2 separate regions of the Homo sapiens genome follow, and region 2 is linked to region 1. Evidence: chromatin contacts called from ENCODE Hi-C data. All regions are on one chromosome and are shown on one strand. The core of a region is the stretch at or near the end of the contact, and the rest is flanking DNA. Distances in the headings are between cores, read along the strand shown.

Evidence for each region. A loop is a pair of places that touch in the nucleus more often than their neighbours do. Pooled maps may share reads with other maps.
Region 2: a loop to region 1 is called in a map of gastrocnemius medialis, with 11 times the contacts of the local background. The contact joins the promoter of ZNF569 here to the promoter of ZNF599 in region 1. A Hi-C loop is called at or near these places in 1 of 168 maps with a recorded cell type or tissue (gastrocnemius medialis), 2 of 37 single-sample maps with no recorded cell type and 9 of 50 pooled maps.

The regions. Positions count from the first base shown.
Region 1 is chr19:34,771,923-34,774,656 of GRCh38, reverse strand. It overlaps ZNF599 (zinc finger protein 599), which reads left to right and starts at 1,442. Exons shown (of 4, transcript NM_001007248.3): 1 at 1,442-1,833. The coding sequence starts at 1,816. It overlaps LOC124904696 (a long non-coding RNA gene), which reads right to left and starts at 1,310. Exons shown (of 2, transcript XR_007067234.1): 1 at 963-1,310; 2 at 1-390. RefSeq lists an enhancer at 1,512-1,621 and a silencer at 1,732-1,791.
Region 2 is chr19:37,466,181-37,468,975 of GRCh38, reverse strand. It overlaps ZNF569 (zinc finger protein 569), which reads left to right and starts at 1,532. Exons shown (of 6, transcript NM_152484.3): 1 at 1,532-1,892. It also overlaps a transcript of ZNF570 not described here. RefSeq lists an enhancer at 1,662-1,711.

The sequences.
Region 1 (2,734 bases), core at 193-2,692:
CAAGGACTTATCAGTCCCATTATCTCTTTCTGGATGCTCTGGAGGACAGCACATCCTGGCTTCTCTTACATGTGGAGCTATTTGAGTGGTTTGTAGGCCATGGAATATAGGCAGAAGTGATTGCAAAATTGTGTCTTCATTATGTTTTCTTATTTCTGCTCCATCCTGGGGATGCCTCTTTGGATGTAATGCTTTTACTTTTCACAGTGTCCAGGATTATTGCCCTCTTCATGTGGGCTACAGGTTTGGGTGGTGGGCTGAAAGTGTCTTGATGAGACAAGATCTGGTGACCCTGAGTTGCTGGGCATAAGCTGGGCCATCTGGTTTGTGCCTGGTTCTGGCTTCCCTGGGGGCTGGAGGGGCAGATGGGGAGGGGTCAGATCCTGGTTGCTGTGAATTAGAGATGAACAGTGACACGCCATCTTACATCACAAACTAGAAACCATGTCAACTCCACTCTTCCCTTAGGGCTGCAGGTAATTAGTCTCAGTGATCCTAAGTTTTGAATCATGTAAGAAAGTATCCCTTGGGCAATAGGTCTACCTGTATATTAGGAAACCCTCCTGCATATACCGTTTTAAAAAGATGCATACGCCAAATGCTGCAACGTATTATTATGTAAAATTTAAACAGTATTCATGAGGCTCCTGTTGAATCAGTCAACGTATTTGTTTTGACAAATATCAGAGTCTGCAAAGAAGTATCTCAGACCCTCCCCTAGCAGTGTATTGTGATGATGTTGCCAATAATACAGAATATTAATAATGACAGCAATAGCTCTTATGTTCTTATCGGTATGTTCCAGGCCCAGTGCTAAGCAATTCTTAGTTACTTCCCACCAAACAGGTGGCTTTGTCTCATTTATTTACTGGAATTTAAAGAGTCTGGTTCTCAAATGTTTTGCAGCATCCACTTTTCCTGGACAAGTTAAGCAGAGGGCTGGGTCCCACCCCCCAGAGTACCTGATTCAGTGGGTGGGGACTAAGAACTTGCATTGGTAACAAATTCGCAGGTAATGCTGATGTCATCTGAAAATTACTGATAGGGGAAATTTTAATATTATCATATTAAATAATTATCTTCATTTTCCTTAGGAATCTCCATCTCAAGGCTCAGAGAGATGAACTGCTGGCGCAGGGATACACAGGGAGGAAAGTCAAGGCGTGAGTTGCCTGGTAGAGACATTTGAGAGTGGGTCATTGCCTCAGATAATTTCCACGGAACTCTGTGTGCCTCTCCTTTAAGAAGAGGTGAAGCCAATCCCTTTCTTGGGAGCCTTGAGAAGCCGCCTCACCGAGAACAGAAAGTGCGCTCCAGGTACCACCCGGATTCCGTCAAACTACATTACCCAGAAGGCAGTGCTACAAGGGACGGAAGCCGACCCCAAGCCATAGACGGAAGGCGCAGAGGGGCGTTCCCGTAGCGGCGTGGGCGGGACTTCCGGCGTCCAGTCTTCGTCCGCCGTTAGGTTGCGGCTGCTGTGGTTGCCAACGCTACACTGGGTAGAACGCCAGACAGGGGCCACTTTTCGAGACCGAGTAGAGACGGACAGTGAGGAGGATAGGACCCACTTACACGCTTTTATGTCAGCCGCGATCCCACCCCCACAAGCGTCTGCAAAACCCTTCCTGGGGCCTTGGCGACAGCCCTGTGTCCTCACGGCGCGCAGAGGCGGCGCCGCGAACCTTGTGTGCATTTTACACGACGGCGGGGACTGAGGTCCCTCGCAGCCCAGAGCCGGAGCCCGGGGTCGGCCGAGCCCGCAGGACCGGCTTCCTCGCCGACTCTCACGGCCTCACCCAGCCCCCTGGGCCCATGGCGGCGCCGGCGTTGGTGAGTGGAGGGTTCCGCAGCCCGCGCGAGCTCGGGTCACCGCCCGCATGCACCCATCCGCTGTAATACGGCGGATGCCGGGACTCTGTGCTTCTCCCTTTTGATGCCCTAGGTTATGGAGATCCCGGGAGAGGGTGAGGTGAGAGGGCAGGGCTAATCACTTCCTACCCAGGGTCCTGAATCCAGGACAGGAGTTGTAAGGAGAGGTCCCTGTCTCTGGCTCTAACCTGGAGCTGTCGCCTCGCTGCCCTCGGCCTCCATTCCCTCGGGTCTAAAATGCGAGTCTCAGTAATTTTCTCTGTGGAGGGAGCTGGAGAGGGTACGCTTGTGACGTGGGTCCTGTCTTTCACTGCTCGGAGAGCATCACTCTAGGTGCCGTCTTTGAAGAAGGACTCTCTAGGTCCTGCTGTTGTTTTAGGGGATCATTCCAGCGGAAGTCTGGCCCTACCAAAAGCTGGGAGAGGGAATGAGAGCCTCGAGGGCAAGAGGTGAGGCGGGAGCAGCATTTTTGGCAGGAGGCTAGAAGACAAGAAGCTCATTGGATTTATCTTTGCAGATGCCGTCTGTTTATTACAAATGAATCTGGCTTGCCGCCTAACAGCAGTGAATCCGTGCTTCTGTTTAACACATGCTCTTGTATTTGAAAAGCAAATCCAGCACAATATTCATTAATGACAGTGTACATGAATGTATGTCTCTTGGAGTGTGAGCACATAAGGCCCCAAGTTACTCTCCAGCATGTCACACTGTTTACTCCTCGTAGCTCTGATCACCTTCAGGAGTTGTCTATTCATTTTTCCTCACCTGGTCTGTTCTCTAACTTCAATCTAACCTTGTTCCAGGGTCTCTTCAGAGAGAGCTTCCCTGGTTGCATCATGTAAAGTCTCTCCCAGTCTTTGTG
Region 2 (2,795 bases), core at 283-2,782, 2.7 Mb before region 1:
TGCGTGGGAACGCGCTAGTGGCGCGTCTACTCAAAATGGGTGGGAGGCGAATTCCTAGAATTGTGCTGGATACCCGAAAAAAATTGGGAGGGGAGCGGGGTGGGGGGGATGCAGGGTGGTAAACTGCGCAAGCGCACTACACTCCTGGCAGTCTCCCACCCGCTACCCTCAGCCTGGCACGGTGGCTCACGCCTGTAATCCCAGCACTTTGGAAGGCCAAGGTGGGCAGATCACGAGGTCAGGAGTTCGAGACCAGCCTGACCAACATGGTGAAACCCCGTCTCTACTAAAAATACAAAAAAATTAGCCGGGCGTGGTGGCACGCGCCTTAAGTCCCAGCTACTCAGGAGGCTGAGGCAGAAAAATTGCCTGAACCTGGGAGGCGAAAGGAGGCGGAGGTTGCAGTGAGCCGAGATCGCGCCACTGCACTCCAGCCTGAGCGACAGAGCAAGACTCCGTCTTAAAAAACAAACAAACAAAAACCTCGTGACCTCAAATGATCCGTGCGCTTTGCCCACCCAAAGTGCTGGGATCACAGGCGTGAGCCACCGCGTCCGGCCTATTATCTCTTTATTAAAGGTATTAAGACCGGCCCCGTGCGGCTCATGCCTGTAATCCTAGCACTTTTTGAGGCCCAGGCGGGAGGATCGCTTGAGCTCAGGAGTTCGAGAGCAGCCTGGGCAACATAGCGAGACCTTATCTCTACTAACAAACAAACAAAAATCAGCCGGGCGGAGTGTCCCTTGATTGTGGTCCCAGTTACTCGGAAGGCCGAGGCAGAGAATCGCTTGAGCCCGGGAGTTCGAGGCTGCAGTGAGCCAACATCGCGCCGCTGCACTCTCCAGCCTGGGCAACAAAGTGAGGCTCTGCCTCAAAAAAAACAAAACAAACAAAAAAAAAAAAACACGAAAGGCATAGAGAAGTTAAGTACCTAGTCTGAGATGACACAGCTAGTAAGGCCAAGTCTGTTTAGAAGTCAGGCGGTCTGGCCACACTACTTTTCGCTCACGATCCCGGGTCATGAAATCCAATAACACTGTCACACTCACAATCGAGAAGTCCAGAAAGAACAAATACATGCACATTGTCTCTGACAAAACTGCAAGGTCAGAATCAAACAGCCACGAGAATATAAAACGCGACCATGGTCACACAAAAGGTCGCATATTCGCACGACCTCAGATGTCACTGGACAGGGTCTCTCGCCCTGGAAACCCCACTCCAAATTCCATGGCCGAAGTTTCACACATACAGTCACACTACGTCACTCCTCCCTCTTCTAGCCGCTGTCAGGACCTTAAGGCTCCAGCTGACCCGGCCTTCACTGGCCCTGGAGCTCTCACCACCTTCACCCCGCTGTATTCTAGCCTCAGGTAGAGACCCAAAAAGACGGAACTAAACACACTGAGCCGGGCTTCCTTCACGGACCTTGCGAACCTGCAGCTCCAGCCGACTGTAAGAAGGAAGTGCCTTTTTGCAGGTGGGGTCGGGGAAGTAGGGCCGCGAAGGCCTCTGGGAAATGTAGTTCGGCGCAGGAAGCAGCGGAACGATTCGATTCTTCTCAGCACCAAGTTGCGCTCCCAATCTCTCAGAGCTGGGCTCGCGGGAGGCCGCTCGTGCAAAACCTAGGCTGAGCTCCCCTGCGCGGAGCTGTGAGCCCTGGAACACCGTGGTCTGCTTCTCAGGACGCGCAAACAGTGAAGCCAGTCCCGCCCGGGTGAGCCGCGGGGGCCTCTGGGAAGCGTCGCCCCTGGTGTAACGGACCGAGACTTGTGGCGCTCTCAGCCACCGACAGCGCCGGCCTCAGTGCCGCCTCTGTCCCAGCCCGCGCCGGCTCTGCCACTTTGGCAGCGTTAAGTGTGGAATCGGGGCCTGTGTCCGCGGGCTTGGTGGTGAGTCCTCGGGAAACCGCTAGCTCTGAGCGCCGGACTCTTTGTGCTGGGTGGGAGTGGGGGCCCGCGGTCCTGGTGCCCCAATCTTTGGAGGAGGACGCCGGGCGGGGCGATGCCTGTGCTTGTGGTTCCCTGAGGCAGTGGGAGTGGCGTGTGAAGGACTGTGAGAGTCTGGCGTGAAGTGACTGTCATTTGCCAGACATTCGTCTGGCTGAGTGTGGCCCCGGGATCGTGTCCGTAAGCGGATTTCGTGGAGGCGCTTTCCCTTTTATCTTTCAGTATGAACCTGCGTGCAAACGTGCATGACAGTGGGATCTTGAATGAATGAAAAACTGTGGATACAAGGTAGGGTGTGCTTGTGGGTGTAGATGTGTGAGACTTGGCGTTTGTGCCAGCGCTGCATGTCTTTAGCTTTGGTCATTGGAAATACGTTGTTTTTTTGTTTTTGTTTTTGAGATGGAGTTTCGCTCTCGTTGCCCAGGCTGCTGGAGGGCAATGGCGCGATCTTGGCTCACCGCAACCTCCGCCTCCTGGGAAGAAGCAATTCTCCTCCCTCAGCCTCCCGAGTAGCTGGGATTACAGGCGCACCACCACGCCTGGCTAATTTTGTATTTTTAGTAGAGACGGGGTTTCTCCATGTGGGTCAGGCTGGTCTCGAACAACTGACCGCAGGTGATCCACCCGCCTCGTTCTCCCAAAGTGCTGAGATTACAGTCGTAAGCCACCGCGCCCGGCCGGAAATATGTTTTTATATGAAACATCGATATCCCCAACACTTTAATATTTATTTATTTTTAATTTTATTTTCGTGTATTAGCTACGTTGTTTTGTGTACTTACTAAACTCATTCTCCTCCTTCCCTACTCCACCCCATTTGGGGAGTGGAGTGGGGTGGAGAAAAAT